2 separate regions of the Homo sapiens genome follow, and region 1 is linked to region 2. Evidence: read pairs that join two places in POLR2A ChIA-PET (ENCODE). Cell type or tissue: GM12878. All regions are shown on one strand. Each heading gives the region's core, and the rest is flanking DNA. Links, peaks and the distances in the headings are about the cores only. Region 1 overlaps CAMTA2 (calmodulin binding transcription activator 2). Region 2 overlaps ZNF594-DT (ZNF594 divergent transcript).

What was found. ChIA-PET counts read pairs that join two places held together with the same protein. Peaks named below come from ENCODE experiments on the same cell type or tissue, not always from the same donor. Only the 100,000 strongest peaks of a DNase experiment are listed, where the experiment ranks them.
Region 1: POLR2A ChIA-PET joins it to region 2 with 6 read pairs; 2 of 35 experiments call an interaction of 5 or more read pairs at or near these places.

The regions. Positions count from the first base shown.
Region 1 is chr17:4,972,485-4,982,739 of GRCh38, forward strand. CAMTA2 (calmodulin binding transcription activator 2) reads right to left here. Exons shown (of 23, transcript NM_015099.4): 6 at 9,605-9,676; 7 at 9,194-9,347; 8 at 8,741-8,875; 9 at 7,200-8,137; 10 at 6,020-6,146; 11 at 4,574-4,708; 12 at 1,901-2,016; 13 at 1,101-1,285; 14 at 691-769; 15 at 285-507; 16 at 1-52. It overlaps LOC124903901 (a long non-coding RNA gene), which reads left to right and starts at 1,230. Exons shown (of 2, transcript XR_007065588.1): 1 at 1,230-1,318; 2 at 1,876-2,197. In GM12878, for the core only: a CTCF peak has its summit at 8,261; no DNase peak of the experiment used is centred there; H3K27ac peaks cover 347 bases.
Region 2 is chr17:5,194,303-5,204,557 of GRCh38, forward strand. The region is part of intron 1 of ZNF594-DT (ZNF594 divergent transcript); the gene reads left to right. Among named protein-coding and RNA genes, the nearest start is that of ZNF594-DT, 7.4 kb to the left of the region's middle. In GM12878, for the core only: no CTCF peak of the experiment used is centred there; a DNase peak (open chromatin) is centred at 6,229; H3K27ac peaks cover 2,449 bases.

The DNA.
Region 1 (10,255 bases), core at 7,391-9,890, 220 kb before region 2:
ACGGAAAAGGTGCCATCCGACAGCTCCGAGGGCGAGGAGACGCTGCTCAGACCTGTGTGGGGAGGGAAGAGAGTGAGGGCAGCCGGAGCCACGGCCATCCCTCGCTCAAGTCTCCTGCCTTCCCCATCCTGTTCTCGGTCCCCGTCTGTTCTTGCTTCTGTTATCTCCCATCCCTGCCTCTGTGGTTTGTCTCCTCTCTTACTCGTTTCCCACACCCTTTGGCTTTGTCCTGGCCTATCCTCCTACCTACATCCCTCTCTCCAAAAGATTAGGGCCACCCTCACCAGTGTCTGGGCTGGAGGAGGGTGGCGATAGGGCAAATGGGGGCTCCACCGAAGGCTCCTGTCTCTGTAGTTCCTCAAGGCAGCGGGCAAGGCGCACATGACCCCGGGAATGAGCCACAGACAATGGCAGACGGCCCAGAGAGTCGGGAATGCTCAGTGCCTGTCGGTTCCAACGGAAAAGGAGCACAGCAGCTTCCAGGTGTCCCAGGGCACAAGCCCACATCTGAGGAAGGGGGCGGGACAGGCGGAGACGGAGGTGGAGGTGAGGCCAGGGGCTCTTCCTCCAGGTAGTCAGGTCTTCAGGCCCCAGCCCACCCCACTCCCTGCATTCCTCAGGATCTTCCTTTTCAAGGGCTGTTCCCATTGCTCCCTGCCCCATATGCGCTCAGGAATCCGTCATCCTCACCAGAGGGGTGCAAGAGAAATGATCCACGTTGAGCGGGTCAACCTCCTGCTCTAAGTCCAAGCTTCCAGTCTCCACACTCCTGGAGGGTTTGGGAGAGAGACAGCAGAGCCCAATGAGGGAAAAAGTGGGCAAAGCAGGAACATCAGAAGTAAAGGCACTAGGAGGCAAGCTGTACAGGGCCGGTGGGAAGAGGCAGTCAAGGACACTAGCTTAAGGAGGTCAAGAAGTCAAAGTGTTGTAAGTCAGGATATGAAAGTTCCCCAAAATATAAGTCCTCTCCCAACCCCCTCCCTTCCCACAATGACCCCAACTCCCTCTTGGTAGGGCCCCAGGTCCTCCAATTCCTCTTCAGTCCCCTGACACTTCTGTCCCAGAGGCTGCCCAGCCCTCACCCAGCTGCCCTTGCTCACCGCCACTGGCTCAGGGTCTCGATGAGGCGGGCATAGCCCTGGGCAGCAGCCAGGTGCAGAAGGCTCATGCCCCGGAAGGGGCTTCCATGGGCCAGACGTTCAGGACCCTTCCAGGTGGAGCGTGGGATCATGCTTTCTACCAAGACCACTACCCGTGCTTCGAACCCAGGCCCCTGGCCTTCATCCTGCGATATACACACTCTTAGGCAGAGACCCAGGTATCTACTCCCCTGGCTTGAGGTGGCCTTGGCCACCTCACATCTGTCCTCCCAGCTTCTAATTTTGCCCCCTCCCCACATGTCCCACTCTAGGATCCCATCAGTTGAAGTTCCTCTGTGGCCTGTGTCTCTTGCTCCCACAGCCACTTCCTCCAGCAGCCAGACCTCACACAATCTTGCCCATGTGCCTTCCCATCAGCTCAGATTAGTGCCATGTTCACACATGGCTTCTCCCCCTCAGAAGCCAGAGCCTTCTCTGAGCCTTAGCCCTCTTCTTTCAGAAACTTGGGACCCACAGAGATCTGAGCCCCAGTGCTCCTGACCCCTCCCCCGCCCTCTCCTTCACCTCCACCCTTCTTCAGACCAGAAATAGTCTGAAGCCCGTCATGCCAAGAGGGTGCCCAGAATAGCCACTCTTGCCACAAGGTGGGGATGGGAACAGGGTGACGTCAGGGAGAGGGAAGACAGGCTGAGGAGGCTGGGGACAGGAGAGGGAGGAGAGTCATGGGCACTAGATGTTTTCTTTAGCTGTGTCCTCCCCCTGCTCCCCACCGTAGACCACCTCCCTCCTCACAGAAGTACCTGAACTGGAGGAGCATCAGGACCCTGGCAAGGCACCTGCCCAGCTGCTGCGATCTCTGCCATCCGCTTCTCCATCTGCTCCAGTCGCTCTAGTATGGACATCCGGAACTGGTTGTCTGAGGGGGAACGGGTATGGGAGGCTGAGTGGGCAGTCTAGGTGATGCCCTGAACACCAAAAGTAGACCTGTCCCAAGATCTGGGGATGAGGACACAGAACCATATTCTTTTATCTTCCCCAAAACAACAGCTCCTTTACCCCTTCACCTAAATAAAGCCCACCAGGACTCAGTCCTTAAACTAGGGCTGTTAATACTACCCACTGATCTAGAACCCAGATCTGGAACCAAAACTGTTTCCTTCAAGGTACAGAGGTAGTAGGATTCCCAAATGGTCATCCAGCCTCCAGATGTCCCAAATCCCACCCGTACACACTCTTCCCCCCAGCCTTTTCCTAGGCAAAATGTTCTGTCAATTTTTGCAGCAGACACTACCTTTGTCCCCCATGGTGAAGGTGAAGGATTCCAGGGTCCCTCCCTTTTAATAACCACTGCCCCAAAAAGCTCAGGGACTGTGATTTGAAAAGTACCTCCCCTTCCTCCCAGCCCCCCGCAGCTGTCCACAAAGACGATGGTGGGGGACGGAAGGTGACAGAGATGGATAGCCATATAGCCATGTCCATTTCTCCTCCTCCTCCTCCCCGCCCCATATACAAATACGCACGTACACACATATCCCCCCAAGCTATATCTGTCCCCTCCTGAGATCAAACAAGGACAAGAAGGGGAGGCAGGAGGGGATCAGAGCTGTAGGAAAACAGACACAAACGGTGAAGGTTGGAGATGTTCTGAGATGCCAGGATAGAAGGGGATGAAGGTACACAGGTGATAGGAGGACAGAGAATGATGAACAGAAACCCAAGGAAAACAAAGGGAGGAGAGAGAGCAAAAAAGATAAAGTGAAGGAGAGGAGAGAAAGGACAAAGGAGGGCTGGGGGAAAAGTGCCAAACAAGCAGTAAGAAAGGACGATAAAAGACAGGCAAGTTAAGATATTGGTTCAAGAAGAAATGGAAAGAAGAGGGATGGAAGAGACTCATAGGAGAGACGGTAAAACGTAGATTAGACAGGGACAGAGAAATAAGGTGATGAACAGTCACAGGGCAGGACAGAGACAGAACAGGACTGAGAGGCCTGGCCAGATCCCAAGGTAGGCAGACTCAAGTCAGAGACAAGCAACCCAACACACTCGGGCTTTGTGTGGGGTCCAGCTCCAAGAGTGAGGCGAAACTAAGGACCAGAGCTCCGGAGAGAGAGAAGTAAGGACAGAGGGAGACTAAGATAACACAGATGGCAGCAGAACTGAGAGAAGCCAAGAGGCAACAACAAAGACACCAAGAGGAAGAGATAGAGAAAAGCTAACCTTGAGAAAGCAGAAAGCAGCAGGTGCAGACAGAAACAATGTTCAAGGCCACAAGAGAGAGAACCAGTAACAGGAACAAAAACTCCCAGATTTAAATAAATAAATACACACACACATAGATACACGTATGTATGTGCCTCTATGTTTGTGTTAGTACACCATGTTATTAGCAATGGATATCACTGAGAAGTAGTAGTATAGGAAATTTTTTTCTTTTTTTTTGAGACGGAGTCTCGCTCTGTCGCCCAGGCTGGAGTGCAGTGGCACAATCTTGGCTCATTGCAACTTCCGCCTCTCGGGTTCAAGCAATTCTCCTGTCTCAGCCTCCTGAGTAGCTGGGACTACAGGCACCCACCACCACGCCTGGCTAATTTTTGTATTTTTAGTGGAGACAGGGTTTCACCATATTTGCCAGGCTGGTCTCAAACTCCTGACCTCAGGTGATCCACCCGCCTTGGCCTCCCAAAGTGCTGGGATTAGAAGCACGAGCCACCGCGCCCAGCCAGAAATTTTTATTTTCTATTTTGTGCTTTTGTGTAATTTCCAAATTTCTGTTAATGAACACGTCTTTATATCAGAAAAGGAAAAACAATAGAAATTTAAATATATAAGTACAGCCGGGTGTGGTGGCTCACGCCTGTAATCCCAACACTTTGGTAGACCAAGGCGGGGTGGATTGCTTGAGGTCAGGAGTTTGAGACCAGCCTGGCCAACATGGCGAAACCTCATCTCTACTAAAATCACAAAAAATTAGCCAGGCTTGGTGGCAGGCACCTGTAATCCCAGCTACTTGGGAGGCTGAGGCAGGAGGATTGCTTGAACCCAGGAGGTGGAGGTTGCAGTGACCTGAGATCGCGCCACTGCAGTTCAGCCTGGGAGACAGAGCAAGACTCCGTCTCAAAAAAGAAGAGAAAAATAAATAATAAATAAGTACATAAACTTGTGCATAGCACCTATATATTGCTCTAGACCCTGTCCCTGCCCTGCCTCTTAGCCTTCCTTGTCTAGATTCCACCCTTTGGGATGGAGAAGGCAGGTCAAGAACTGGTATAAAAATGACCCCAAGATTTATGGGGAAGAGGAGGTAAGGGAAGTTTGCTGCCACATTTAGAAATCACTAATGAAATAGGAATTGAAAAAAAAAAATGGTAAAGTGGGGGCTCAGTGATGGCCACCTGAACCCTGAGTGGTCTAGGAGCATGTCATGCTTAAAGGCTGTGGGCTGGATACTTGGGTTCAGAGGGCTGGGTACTCACCGTCCAGTGACAGCCAGTCAAGTTGAGTACTAGGCAGAGACAGGAATCGGCGGGCTCGATACTCAAAGAGCACAGAAGCAGAAAGGGGCCCCTCCCGCCCTGCCACCTGCAAAGACACCAGCCCTACCTCATGGGCTGGAGAGGGTAGGATCAGCGAGAAGGGCTCTCTTTCCCTGGCTCCTTCTCTGGCTACCTGTGTCAGCCACAGACAATTATTCCATAGTTATTTCCCCTACTGCCCTGCTGTGGGCCAAGAGGCCCCTGGCTTCAGTGGCCTTGGCACTAACTGGGAAGGGAGTCCATTTGTTTGAGAACTTAATACGTACTATGGGCCAGAGATCCCTTGGATTCTAGACCCTGTAGTTGAAGATATTTGTTATTCAGCAAGAAGGTTTGGAAACTGAGGGTCAAGAGACTAGTTATGAACAATTTGATGTTGGAAAATCCTCTTGATCCCCGGATCAGAGTCTGGAAGTTATGACCCTGTTACTGAGATGGAGGAAAGGGGAGCTAGCCGCTCATGAACAGTGTCCAGTGGCCATAAGCATGGAACCAGCAGGCCCTGATCCTAAGACCAGGTGCTGAGACTTTTTCTCCCAGTCCCCAGATTCTCTGGTCTCATCCCCTTTCCTTACACACATGCTGGATGCTGCTGTAGAGACTGGGGGAGAACACACTCGTAGACAGCAAAGCTGCCAACCTGTCACTTTGGTGGTCCTTGAGGTCCCCTAGTAAGGCTGATTTTTGAGTGTAGGGTAAGGGCAAAGCTGGTGGCAAAAGGGCAGAGATGAACCTTGGCAATGAAGTCTAGACCAGTGCTGTCCAATAGAACATTTCTGCAGTGACAAGAATGTTCTATATCGTCACTATCCAATAGGGTAACACGAGCCATGTGTGGCTACTGAACACTTGAAACATGGTCAGTGAGACTGGGGAAGTGAATTTTAAGTATTCTTTAACTTTAATTAATAGGCACATGTGGCTAATGGCTACCATACTGGACAGCACAGTTCTAAAAGCCAATGTCCTTCAGTCCCAAGACTGGTTAGAGGAAACCCACATTTCTTCTTTCTCATTCCCCCTGGATTGGAGTTGGAGACTCTGGCTCTAAGCCAGAAAGCCTGGACAGACATTAGAAATCCCTTTGGTCAATGCCTAACCTTACAGGAGAGGAGGCCAAGGACCTCAGGAAGGATCAGACTCATCTGAGGTCACTGGTTAGCTAAGGAGTAGACTTCTTGGACCAGAACCTCGATCTTCTGACACCTAAGTCTGGGCTCTTCTGCCTGCTGGGAGAGCTTGGGGCTCAACCTCAGGACTGGATGAAGTCCTTGTGCTCTCAAAACAACCCATTTGTTCCCAGTGCTTTCTGGAAGCCTGGAGGTCCTGATCTGTCCTAACTGCCCACATGTCAGTCCCTCCCCCTACGGTTCCCAATCCTCATACCGGGACAGTAGCAGCGTAAGACACCAGGCTGGACAAGTGAGGCTGGCACTGCGATGTGATCAAAGACACAGGAGTAATGCTCGGCGGCTTCGGTCCAAGGACCTGTGATGAGCACCTTGACCCCACCCTGCAGACAGAAGTCAGAGACCATGTGACTGGAGTTGGGCGTTCATCCCCTCACTCATTCATTTATTCAGACCCTTACAGGGTATCTACTATATGGCAGGTCCTGTGCTAGAGTCTGGGGGTCCAGGGATAGACAGGACCCAGTGGGGTGAGGTCAGTGAGTCTATCTCTCCCCAACATTCCTGCCAAGTGGTTGCCTGGTCTCTACCTGAATCTGCCAGTAGCTGGGAATTCAGGGCCTCCCCCAAAGCTACCACAGAGCTGTCACCAGAAGGAAGTTCTGTTCTTGGGCTAATTCACCCCCACTGTACTTCCTCCTTTTCCTCTCAAAGGCAGCATAAAACAGAACTTCTCCACTGCTGAAGACAGTCTTTCAGCTACTCAAAGTCTGCAATCACATCCCTGATGTTTCTTTTCTTCTCCAGGCTGCACAGCCCCAATTCCCTACCCCTGAAAACAGTCAGGAAGGGAATGAGGTCCTAGGAGACTCCAGAAACCATGCTAACACATGGAAGGGAGAGGAACAGAAAAAAGGTTAAGTTGCTGAGGACTCTGGAAACAGGAAAGCAGCTTCACTCTACATAAAAAAAGAGATTGGCGGCTGGGCACGGTGGCTCACACCTGTAATCCCAGCACTTTGGGAGGCCGAGGCAGGCAATCACCTGAGGTCAGAAGTTTGAGACCATCCTGGCCAACATGGTGAAACCCCATCTCTACTAAAAATACAAAAATTAGCCGGGCGTGGTGGCGGTCACCTGTAATCCCAGCTACTCAGGAGGCTGAGGCAGGAGAATCGTTTGAACCCGGGAGGCGGAGGTTGCAGTGAGCCAAGATTGTGCCATTGCACTCCAGCCTGGGCAACAAGAGCGAAACTGTCTCAAAAAAAAAAAAAAAAAAAAAGAGAGAGATTAGGTAGAGGACTAAGAAGCCTAAGAAGCCATGAAAACTGAGGGAAACTAGGTCACAGACCACGGGGTAAGAGTTAATACAATTTGTTTTGGGGAGTCAGAAGACAAATAGGAGGGAGGAGGGAGGAGGTAAGCCTGAGTCTCACCTCTGGGTAGGACCACTCTGGGGAGAAGTCTGTGATGGTGCTAAGAGCAGGAGACAGCTGGGGGGTCGGAGCAGGGATGCTTGGAGCTTCGTCACTGATGAGTTCTCCCATAAGGTCTGGGAATGATGAAAGACTGAAGGGCTCCAGTTCACTGGCCCCAACAGGTCCTCCAAACAAGGCCTCTCCTCTTCCTACCCTGCTTGACGGCTCCAAGGGGGCAGGTGAGGGTGGGGGTGAGGGAGGGGGTGAAGGTATGGGTGGGGCAGCCCCGTGACCCTTGAGCTCCTCCCCACTGTCATCATCTTGGATGAAGAAGCAGTTTCCTCTTCTCCCACCTGCTACTGACTGTGGTGGGGGACCCCGAGCAGCTGCCTGGGGCTCCAGGGCAGCAGCAGGCTCTAGGGCAGAACAGGGGGTATGAGCGGCCTCTGCCTCGGGGAAGTCTGGGCTTACTCCCTGCCCCCCTCCATATGTCTGGCCCCTCTGGGGGCTGTTGAGAAAACGATCAGGGTCAAAGGCAGGACTGGGAGGAGCTGGTGGGGCAGAAGGCTCAGTGCCTACAACCACTGCCAAACTCATGGAAGGCCTAGGATCAGCCTGTGGAGCCAAGTGCCTGGTGGGCGTCAAGCCTCCAGCCCGCTGCTCCAGTCCTGTCAGGAGGAGGATAGCAGTGCCTCCTCTTGAAGAACCCCCTCGAGAAGTGGGAGGGCTAGGTCTGATTTCTAGGGGCTCTGCAAAACCTGATGAGGAGGAAGAAGAGGAAGAAGATGGGGAGGTGTGTGCCTTGGGGAGCTCTGGGGGAAGTGGGGCTATCAGTGGAGGAGGCTCTGGGGGGTGAGCGTGGGGGATAGAGGTCAGGGTTAAAGCTCGGGGCTCCACTTTGGGAGAGATGATGCGGTGTTTCGTGCTGCTGCATTTGTGGGTAAGGCTCCCAGAACCTGGAGTGGAGAGGAGTAGGAGGGAGAGGAGATAAGACACATCATTCCGCACCTTCTCTACCTTGAGGCCCTTAAAAGTATTTCCTGGGACGTCCCTATAAACCAGAGGTGTAATACTGATTGTAGCCACTGGGAGGCATCAGAAATGTCTGTTCTCTACCCCTACCCTTTATTCCCCCTCCCCCTCTCCATTTCCCCTCAAAACAAGCAGGACCAGAGGAACGCTCCAGAGAACTGAGGGCTTGGGAGAGTAGCTAAAAGCAAAAGTTAAAGGCATAGGAAAAGGACAAAAGAACAGAACCAAGGGGGTGCCAACTAGGAGGAAGGCTAAGGCTGGGTGTCACTGGTGGTGCTGAGGGGACAGGAATTGCTGAAGGTAGAAGACAGGAAGGGCAGAGGCTGCCATGACAGCTGAGTGCAAGGCTGATTCCGAGCCAGTGTGCACCCAGATGGGAACGTCTGTTCATCTGGCCCATCTTTCTGGGACATGCAAAAGACTTGCAAATCAGCATGCAAATCCCATCAAGATGGATATCCCCCTGGCTTGCGTAAGAGCAGTGTGGCTAGGTGGGAAGACAGCCAAAAGGTCAGGGAGTAACTTACCAAGCCCCCCACTGCAGAGACAGGCGTGGGTTCGGGGAGCAGGCTTGGTTGGGTGGGTGTCCAAAATCTGCTGCACCAGGTGTTCTACAGAGAACTCTTCTGTTCCATTCCCGCAGCTCCACTTGATGCCATGAACTAGAGAAGTTAGGGGGAAGTGCTGTGGGATCCCCACGAAACAGGCCCCAGAGTACCTTGATGGCTCCTCCAAGCACCTGACATGCTTCAAGACTTCTGGCCAGGTGAACAGAGGCCAGCAGCCTCAAGACTGCTCAGATATGTTGCTTTAGTCCTTTCTCCGTATTCTAATACCTGAGAACACACCGGGAATCCTAGCACCCTCCCAGCTTGGAGGGAGATGATCAGCCCTCAGGCTTTGGGTCCAGAACCATGGCCCCTCTGGGAGCCCTGTTTCTACTCTCCCCTTGGAGCTCTATCCCCACCCTGCTGCCTTACACATGGGCTTCAGCTGTCCCAACAACTCCTCCCGGGACCACTTCAGCCACTCTCGACGGTCGCTGCTGATGGAACAAAAGATGGGGCTGCAGCCCTTTCCACAGTCCTCCAGGGCTGGGACGTTCAGGTAGTGCACAAGGACGATGTCAGGGTTCTGAGAGTATAAGGGGACACACAGAGCCATGGGGTCCTGAGGTCCAGGGGCTTGGCTTCCTAATCCTCACTTTCTTCCTGGGCACCCTCCTAACCTCGCCCCCAATTTCTGACTCTCTCCATCCCCAAGCCCCTTTCTCTTCTTCCCAGGCTCCTTTCCTCACTCAGAACTCAGCCATCCTTTCACTTCCTTCTTTCAGACCCGTGTCCCTCAAAGAGTCAGGAAGAGGGTGGCTCCCTGGGCTCTTCCGTCCTTACCTGGAGCAGCCAGTAGCAGCGCCGATGGAATGTGGGGACGATGGAAGAGTGAACGTAGCAGCCATAGAGACACTGCCAGGAGACAGGCTGGGGTGGGGGGAGGGCTAGTCTGCTCCCCAACTCTTCCTCTGTTCAGTCCCTTTGCAGGAATCCCAATCTTTCCACCAGTTCCTCTTCAACCCTTCCCCCACCCTCGCCCCCACCTATTCCCCACCCCTTTTGAATCCCAGCCACCCTGAGTCATAGATGAGCAGTGGGGCTGGGGCCTTATAGTGAGGACCAGATTTGAGATACGGGACTATCTAGAAACCAGAGGGCAGAGCAAGAATGCATCTGAGATGAGGGGCAATGATTTGGGGAAGAGAAACCTGTGCTGAGAGCATCATTGCTGGGATCCCTGAGGGAAACACAAGAGCAGTGAGGGGCCTGGGCATCAGTGTTCTGGAAGGGAGGCATGGCCTACGGCCTGGATAGTTGAGTCACGGAGGGAAATGGGAAGTGGAGAGTGGCCAAAGCAATGTCAGCCGACCCAAAGTGAGTGAGAAGGGAAGAGTAACTGGGAGGGGACTGAGGTGGACAATGCCACCAAGCCCAGGTCGGGCTAGAGCCCAGCTAAGGGTGGAGGAGGGCAGGCTCGGGAAGATGAGCTGA
Region 2 (10,255 bases), core at 4,706-7,205:
ACAGAGCGAGACTCTTCTCAAAAAAAAAGAAAAGAAAAAAGAAAAAAGAAGTGGTGTAGATCGTGAAAGTATTAAAAGGGAAAATATTTGTAACATGCATGATAGGAAAAGGGATAACATGCATGACATAAAAGAGCTCCACATGACTTCAGGTTCCCTGAGAGTGCCTTGGGTTTTCCTCAACATTCACTGTATCACCAGTGCCCGGCACAGAGCCAGCACTCCATACATATTTGTAGAATGAATAAATTACATAATGAATCCATGCTGCTGTCAGGGGTAGCATGTGAACTCTAAAGGAGATCAAAAAGAAGAGCTATTCTTTTTAAGACTAAAAAGCCAAAATAACCACTTTTGGCAAGACTTATATATTTCTCAATAAAAAAATGCAGCTGCTGTCTTCCCCACACCCACTGCCTCCCATTTTCATTTTTCTGGCTTATGCAGATCTCAGTTCTTAAAATAAATTTTTTTAAACTTTATTTTGTTATTTTAAAAGTAGTATAAGAATTACAAGAAAACATTCGTACACATGTAAAATGGTTCTGACGACAACTAACCCTGACAGATTTTTTTTTTTTTTTTTTTTAAGAGACAAGGTCTCACTCTGTCAGTGGCATGATCATAGCTCACTGCAGCCTCATCCTCCTGGGCTCAAGTGATCCTCCAGCCTTCTGAGTGGCTGGGACTACAGGTACTGCCACCATGCCTGGCTAATTTTGTTTTTAGTTTTTTGTAGATATGGGGTCTGCCTAGATCGACCAGGCTGTTCTGGAACTCCTGGCTTCAAGCAATCCTGTCACCTTAGACTCCCAGAGTGCTGGGATTACAAGCATGAGCCAAACCTGCCACCACTCCTGGCCTACCAGATTTCTTTTCTTTTCTTTTCTTTTTAACTGAGATGGGAGGCTCCACTCTGTGGCCCACGCTGGAGTATGGCGGTGCAATCACAGGTCAGTGCAGCTTCAAACTCCCAGGCTGAAACAATCCTCCCACCTCAGCATCCCAAGTAGCTGAGACCACAGGTGCACACCACAACACCCAGAAAATGTTTGTACTTTTGGAGAAACTGAGTCTCACTATGTTGCCCAGGCTAGTCTTGAACTCCTGGGCTCAAGCAATCCTCCCATCTCAGCCTCCCAAACCCAAACTGCTGGGATTTCAGGCGTGAGCCACCGTGCCCGGTCTTGGAGCTTATTTTATTTTATTTTATTTTATTTTATTTGAGACAGAGTCTTGCTCTGTCACCAGGCTGGAGTGCAGTGGTGTGATCTCAGCTCACTGCAACCTCTGCCTCCTGGGTTCAAGCGATTCTCCTGCCTCAGCCTCCTGAGTAGCTGGGACTACAGGCGCGCACCACCACACCTGGCTAATTTTTGTATTTTTAGTAGAGACGGGGTTTCACCATGTTGGCCAGGATGGTCTCGATCTCTTGACCTCACGGTCTGCCTGCCTCAACCTCCCAAAGTGCTGGGATTACAGGCATGAGCCACTGAGCCTGGCCCTCTTTACTGTCTTATGCGGTCACTCAACACAATACTTCTGACACCAGATGGGTGGGGGCTTTCTCCACATACTGAGCAATTCTCTAGCAGACACCAGATAGCTGTCCTCTAATTCAATTCAATCTGACACTATCTACCTGGAGATAGTGTTAGATCCCGCAGTCCCACAAGACTACTGCCCACTTCAGATGCCAATTGTAAACTCTTGGCTGTGACCTGTATTTCTGACAAACTGGCTCTAAAGTGAGGTTCCCACAAATCCCTCCTAGGGTTTGCCAGGACAGCTCACAGAACTCAGGGAAACACCTTACTTATATTTACCCATTTATGATAAAGGATATTACAAAGGATATAGGTTAATAACCAGATGGAAGAGATGCATAGGGCAAGGTATGCAGAAAGGTGTGTGGCACTTCCATGCCCTCTCTGAGTGCCATCCTCCAGGAACCATCCACCATCCTCCATGTGATCAGCTATCTGGAAGCTCCTAGAACTCTATCCTTTGGGGTTTTTATGAAGGCTTCATTACATAGGCATGATTGATTAAATCATTGGCCATTGGTGATGAACTCAACCTTCAGCCCCTCTCCCTCCCCTCCCTTGGAGATCCTGCCTTGATCTTTTTGGCAACTAGCCCCCGTCCTGAAGTTATCTAGGGGCTCCCAGCCATCAGCCATCTCAGCAGCATACAAAAGACAGTTTTTGTCTGTTTGTTTTTGTAGTTTTGAGATGGAGTCTCACTCTTGTTGCCCAGGCTAGAGTACAATGGCACGATCTCGGCTCACCGCAACCTCCGCCTCCCGGGTTCAAGCGAGTCTCCTGCCTCAGCCTTCTAGAGTAGCTGGAATTACAGGCATGCGCCAGCACACCCGACTAATTTTGTATTTTAAGTAGAGGCAGGGTATCTCCTTGTTGGTCAGGCTGGTCTCGAACTCCCAACCTCAGGTGATCCTCCTGCCTCAGCCTCCCAAAGTGCTGGGATTACAGGCATAAGCCACTGTGCCTGGCCATTTGTTTGTTTTTGCTTTGAGATGGAGTCTTGCTCTGTTGCCCAGGCTGGAGTGCAGTGGCACAATCTCGGCTCACTGCAACCTCTGCTTCCTGGATTCAAGCGATTCGCCTGCTTCAGCCTCCAGAGTAGCTGCAACTACAGGCGCGCGCCAACATGCCCAACTAATTTTTGTATTTTTAGTAGAGACGAGGTTTCGCCATGTTGGCCAGGCTGGTCTCAAACTCCTGACCTCAGGTGATCCACCCAGGTCGGCCTCCTCAAGTGCCGTAATTACAGGCCTGAGCCACCGCGCCAGGGCCCCATGTGTGAACTTCTTAATACACCACTAGGTGGCAGTGATTTGCAGCCCGTGGTTGTATTAAACAGACTTTTTTTTTTTTTTTTTTTTTTTTTTGAGACGAAGTCTTGCTCTTGTTGCCCAGGTTGGATGGAGTGCAATGGCCTGATCTTGGATCACCACAACCTCTGCCTACCAGCTTCAAGCAATTCTCCTGCCTCAGCATCCCACATTGCTGGGATTACAGGCATGTGCCATGATGCCCGGCTAATTTTTGTATTTTTAGTAGAGACGGGGTTTCTCCATGTTGGTCAGGCTGGTCTCGAACTCCCAACCTCAGGTGATCCACCCACCTCGGCCTCCCAAAGTGCTGAGATTACAGGCGTGAGCCACCACGCCCTGCCTAAAGAGACATCTTAAATACGCCTTTATTTTTAGACAATAGAAAAATAAGCTTCCCATTATGCAAGAGTCCTATGGCCTTTGTGCTTTCCTACCCTGTGAACTAAGAGTCTAAATCTGTGAAAAGATGTCCATGAGGTAGAGTTGAATTAAAATAGCAGGTTGCAGAACAATATTTGTACCTCCTCACTTTCTTCTTTTCTGCCTCTCTCCCTTCCTTCTCTACTTCCACAAAAGTTGACTGAGCACCTATTGTGTGCTAATATATGCTAAGTTACTGGAAATGCAATGGTGAGCAAAGCAACACCAGTGTAGTCCCTGTGGATCTTATAGTCCCTCATTGATGGACAGATAGGTTGGTTCCACCTTCTCATTATAACAAATAATACTACAAAGAACGTTTTATACATACACTTGAGTTTCTCTAGGGCAGTGGTTCTCAAAGAGTGGTCTGGGCCATGAGACCAAAACAATTTTCATAATAATATTAAGATGTTATTTGGCCTTTTTCATGCTCACTCTTCTCACGAATGTTCAATGGACCTTTCCATGAGGCTACATGACATACGACATTGCAACAAATTGATGGCAGAAGCAGATAGGAGAATTCAGATGTTTTCTATTAAGCCAGATATGAGATTTGAAAAAAAAAATGTAACATACACAGTGACACTTTTCTCACTAATTTTTTTGTTTGGGAAAATATAGTTATTTTATTATTTTTTGGAGAGAGGGTCTCACTCTGTTGCCCAGGCTGGAGTGCAGTGGCACCATAGCTCACTGCAGCCTCAAACTCGTGGGCTCAAGTGATCCTCCCGCCTCTGCCTCCCAAGTAGCTGGGACTACAGGTGCTCACCACTATGCCTGGCTAACGTTTTTATTTTTAGTTTTTGTAGAGATTGAGTCTTGCTATGTTGCCCAGGCTGGCCTCTAACTCCTGGGCTCAAGCAGTCCACCCACCTCAACCTCCTAAGTAGGTGGATCTACAAGCTCTCACCACTGAGCCTGGCTCCCTCCATCATTTTTAAGTGCAATGGAGACCTGGTACCAAGTGGTTTGAGACTCACTGTTCTAGGGCAAGGGTCCCCATTGCCCGGGCCTGGACCAGTACAGTCTGTGGCCTGTTAGGAACCAGGCTGCACAGCAGGAAGTAAGTGGAGGGCAAGCGAGCATTACTTCCTGAGCTCTGCCTCCTGTTAGATCAGGGGCGGTATTACATTCTCATAGGAGCACGAACCTTATTGTGAACTGCACACATGAGGACTCTGGGTTGCACGCCTTTTACGAGAATGTAATGGCTGATGATCTGAAGTGGAGCAGTTTCATACCAAAACCATTCCCCCCTTTCCTCCCAACCCGTCCCTAGTGCCAAAAAGGTTGGGGACTGCTGTTCTATGGTATCTATCCCGAAGTGGAGTTGCTGTGTTTTACAGTGTCCACAATTTCAGTTTTACTAGGTGTTGCCAAATTGCTCTCCAAAGTGGCTGAAGCTAATTTATTATTTTTTTTAAATTTATTTTGAGATGGTGTCTTGCTCTGTTGCCAGGCTGGAGTGCAGTGTCGCGATCTTGGCTCACTGCAACCTCCGCCTCCTGGATTCAAGTGATTCCCCTGCCTCAGCTTCCCGAGAAGCTGGGATTATAGGCGCGCACTCCCACGCCCAGCTAATTTTTTGTATTTTAGTAGAGACAGGGTTTCACCATGTTGGCCAGGCTGGTTTCAAACTCCTGACCTCGTGATCCACCCACCTCAACCTCCCAAAGTGCTGGGATTATAGGTGTGAGCCACTGCGCCTGGCCTTTTTTTTTTTTTTTTTTTTTTTTTTTTTCTTAAGAAGGAGTCTCAGTCCATCTCCCAGGCTGGAGTGCAGTGGTGCAATCTTGGCTCACTGCACCTTCCACCTGCCAGGTTCAAGCAATTCTCCTGTCTCAGCCTCCTGAGTAGCTGGGATTATAGGCACGCACCACCACACCTGACTATTTTTTTTATATATTTAGTAGAGATGGGGTTTCATCATGTTGGCCAGGCTGGTCTCAAACTCCTGACCTCAAGCCATCCGGCCTCTCAAAGTGCTGGGATTACAGGCGTGAACCACCTCAACTGGTCAAAAGCTAATCTTAAAAAACAAAAAACAAACAAAAAAAACCCCAAAAATACCAGGCCGGGTACGGTGGCTCACGCCTGTAATCCCAGCACTTTGGGAGGCCTCAGTGGGTGGATCACAAGGTCAGGAGTTCAAGACCAGACTAACCAATATGGTGAAACCCCATCTCTACTAAAAATACAAAAATTAGCTGGGCATGGTGGTGCACGCCTGTAGTCCCAGCTACTCAGGAGGCTGAGGCAGGAGACTCACTTGAACCCAGGAGGCAGAGGTTGCAGTGAGCCAAGATCGCGCCACTGCACTCCAGCCTGAGCGACAGAGCAAGACTCTGTCTCAAAAAAAAAAAAAGAAAGAAAAAAACCAACCAAACAAACAAACAAAAAAACTGGCTGAGGAGGACAAATCACTTGAGCCCAGGAATTTGAGGCCAGCCTGGGCAACATGGCAAAACCCCATCTCTACAGAAAATAATTTTAAAAGTTAGTTAGAAGCCTTTACTAACTTAGGGGAAAAAAAAATTAGCCAGGCATGGTGGTGCATGCCTGTGGTCCCAGTTACTTGGGAAGCTGAGGTGGGAGGATGGCTTCAGCCTGGGAGGCAGAGGTTGCAGTTAGCTGAGATTGTGCCGCTGCACTCCAGCCTGGGTGACAGAGTAAGACCTTGTCTCAAAAAAAAAAAAAAAAAAGTACATATCCTTGATGTTTTTGTCGTTGTTTTTCCCAAATCTCAAATTGTAAAGAATTGTGAAATTATTAGACTAGTAAAAGAAAAAAAAATAAAGTAGACTAGTGATACAATACAACAGTGAGTTGCTGTATGAAATGTTCATTTTCTTTTCTAAACAATACTGTGAAAAGCAGGGTCACATTTATCTTAAATGTTCTCAGAGGAAGTTTTTCTTGGTCACTGAGAATGGCTTTGTACAGTATCAACATTACATGTATCGGAAAATTTATTTTTGTTTGGGGGCTCATTGGGGATAAAAGTGTACAAGTTATGCAAATAAACCTTTTTTAACATCAGGGGAATTTCGTTATTCTTAAATACTACCTTCTGCAATTTTTGTTAAAACCATGTTCCACTAACACCTAATTTGTAAAAAAAAAAAAAAAAATACAGAGGGATCTAGTGTTAAAACAACTTAAAGGCTGTTAGTTTATAGTTCACTTTGTAAATGAGAGTTTATTTTTACCAGTTTAGGGCTTTTTAAAATTATTCATAGAATATTTAATTGTTCAAGTGTAGCTGATCTAAAACTTTAATGGCATTAAATTTTGGCAATGGAATATGTTGATCAGGCTGGGCGCAGTGGCTCATGCCTGTAATCCTAACACTTTGTGAGGCCGAGACAGGTGGATCACCTGAGGTCAGGAGTTCGAGACCAGCCTGACCAATATGGCGAAACCCGATCTCTACTAAAAATACAAAAATTAGCCGGACGTGGTGGTGGGAGCCTATAATCCCAGCTAGAAAAAAAGAAATACGTTGGTCAATATGAGAGGTTGAGTTTTACAGTTGAAGGGGAAGGGTGCAGCGATATTAATTGGCTGTTTCTGACAGTAGTTTGGCACATAGTTGTATGTACACTCTGCTCCAGTAAAATGAAATGCGACCACAGTCAACGGTTACCTATTTATGCTGGAGGGTGTTTGGCAATCAACTGTTAATTTAAGTGAGATTCCATTCTGCCGCTTAGCCATGGCAGAGCACACACATGTGCACTCAGGGAAAGCAGATGGAATAGGTTATAAACAGAAGCAAACTCCAATTCAGGAGACATGTTCACGCAGAAATAGTACTATGATGCAACATACATCACAAAAACAAATGGAAATTGTGTTTGTTTGTTTTTGAGATACAGTCTTGCTCTTTCGCCAGGCCAGAGTGCAGTGGCACAATCTCAGCTCACTGCAACATCCATCTCCCAGGTTCAAGCGATTCTCCTGCCTCAGCCTCCCGAGTAGCTGGGACTACAGGTGCGCACAACCACGCCAGCTAATTTTTGTATTTTTAGTAGAGACGGGGTTTCATCATCTTGGCCAGGATGGTTTCGATCTCCTGACCTTATGATCCGCCTCAGCCTCCCAAAGTACTGGGATTACAGGCGTGAGCCATGGCGCCCGGCAAGAAATTTTTTTTTAAATCTGTCTTTAGGGGATTATCTAGCTATTAGTGGGGTTAAATGAGGGAACTGTCGCCTCGGCAGAAGAGATGGTCCACTGTATTCATTTGTCATAATAACCAGACTCCTGGAGTTACTGGGTTCTAAAGTTGTTGATACAGCATGAATAGGTTTGGATGTGGAGTTCTGTATGGAGGATCCTTTCAACGGGAAGATAAACCAAAATTGTTGGTCGTAGCCTTTTGGACTACTGACTTAAGAGATTATTTGAATCTCTTTAAAGAGTCAAAATTGGCTGGGCGCGGTGGCTCATGCCTGTAATCTCAGCACTTTGGGAGGCCAGGGCAGGTGGATTGCTTGAGGTCAGGAGCTCAAGACCAGGCTGGCCAACATAGTGAAACCCCATCTCTACTAAAATACAACGATTAGCCAGGTGTGGTGGTGGGCACCTGTAATCCCAGCTACTTGGGAGGCTGAGGCAAGATAATCGCTTGAACCTGGGAGGCGGAGGTTGCAGTGAGCTGAGATCGAGCCACTACACTCTCAGCCTGGGTGACAGAATGAGGCTCTGTCTCACACACAAAATAAGCCTGTATTGTTGTAAATAGATTGTGAAGGGTGATTCTGGTGAGGGCTCAGAAGAAGAGGAGAGCTACAGAGAAAGCCTCAGTTTTCTTAGAGATTACCTAAGAGGTTGTACCAGAAGGCTAGTAGAAGTATGGATGTTAAAGGCCATTCTGATGAGGTCTCAGATGGAAATGAAGAACATGTTATTGGAAACTGGCAGAAAAATGATCCTGATTATCTGGCAAAGAATGTGGCTGAATTGTATGTCCTAGTGTTTTATGGAAGGTAGAAATTCTGAGTGATGAAATAGGATATTCGGTGGAAAAAATATCTGAGTAAAGTGTTGAGAGTGCGGCAAAGCTTCTCTTGAATGCCTGTAGTAAAATGCTAGCAGAGAGAAACCAATTAAAGATGGTCTTTCTTTCTCTTTCTCTCTCTCTCTCTCTTTCTCTCTCTCTCTCTCTTTCTTTCTGAGACAGAGTTTTGCTCTTTTTGCCCAGGCTGGAGTGCAGTGGCGCGATCTTGGCTCACTGCAACCTCCACCTCCTGGGTTCAAGTGATTCTCCTGCCTCAGCCTCCTGAGTAGCTGGGATTACAGGTTTGTGCCACGACGCCTGGCTAATTCTGTATTTTTAGTAGAGACGGGGTTTCACCATGTTAGCCAGGCTGGTCTCGAACTTCTAACCTCAGGCGATGTGCCCTTCTCAGCCTCCCAAAATGCTGGGATGACAGGCATGAGCCACCGCCCCCGGCCAAAGATGTTATTTATGATTTAAAAAGCAGCAGAATTTAAATATTTAGAAATTTACCAACCTGCCCATGTTGTAAAGAATGAAAAAGCTTGTTGAAGAGAAAACACCAAGAATGTGACCAAGGAAACTTTTGATAAGGAGGTTAGTGTGGGGAGATGGAAGCCAGATGCTCAGCATCACAGCGAAGAAGGACCCTGAAACCATTCCGAAGATCTTTAGAGGCTGCCCTGCCCATCACAGGCCCAGAAAACTAGGACCTTGAAGTCAAAGCGATTTCAAGGCTCTGCTCCCTGCATTCTGGTGCAGGGCTCCTGGCATACCCTAGCTGTGACTCAAGTGGGCCCAGCTGTGACTCAGGCCATCCCTCTGGGAGGCATAGACAGTAAAGCATGGTGGTGTCCAAGCAGTTTTATCTCCACAGCTGCGCAAAGTGCATGGGCTGTGAGGGCATTGCTACCTCTACCTAGATTTCAAAGGATTCCTGGGGGAATCTTGAGGCCCAGACGGAGCACCGCCAAAGGGGCAGGGCCACTGCGGAGAGCCCCCACTAGGGCAATGCCCAGCACAGCCATGGGGACGGGGGTGCCTCCAAGACCCCAGAATGTTAGGGCCACCAGCGTGCAACTCCAGCCTGGGAAAGCTGCAGGTCCGAGACTCCAACTCATGAAAGCTGCAGAGTGGGCTGTGCCCAGCAAAGCCATGGGGGGGCCGCCCCGAGTCTTGGAGGCCCAACCCCCATCCCAATATCTGGGGGGTAGGACGTCAAGTCAAACATTATTCTCAAACCTTAAGACTTAATGTTGTTTGCCATGTTGAGTTTCGGACTTACTTGGGACCCATCACCCCTTTCTTCTTTCCTATTTCTCCCTTTTGGAATGGAAATTTCTATCCTATGTCAGTCCCACCATTGTATTTTGGAAGCATACTTACATTGTATAAGTAGTTTGATTTCACAGGCTCATAATTGGAGAGCAATTTGCCTCAGGATGAATCATATCTTGACTTTTGCCCAGACTTGGAATGAGTCAACATTTAGTTGAGATGTTGACTTAGACTTTAAAGCTGTTATTGGAATGAGTTAAGACTTTTAGGGCTATTGGGATGGAATAAATCTATTTTGCATTTGAGAAGGACATGGATTTTGTGAGGTCATGGGCAGAATGCTATGGTCTATGTTTGTGTCCCCACAGAATTCGTATGTTGAAATCTAACCCCCAAGATGATGGTATTAAGAAGCAGGGTGTTTGGGGTGATTAGATCATGAGGGCCCTGCCCTCATGAATGGGATGAATGCCCTTATGAAAGAGGACCCAGGCTGGGTGCGGTGGCTCATACCTGTAATCCCAGCATTTAGGGAGGCTGAGACAAGAGGATTATTTGAGTCCAGGAGTTCAAGACCAGCCTGGGCAACATAGTGAGACTCCATCTTTACCAAAAAAAAGGAAGAAAGAAAGAAAAAAAATAGGCCGGGCGCGGTGACTCATGCCTGTAATCCCAGCATTTTGGGAGGCCGA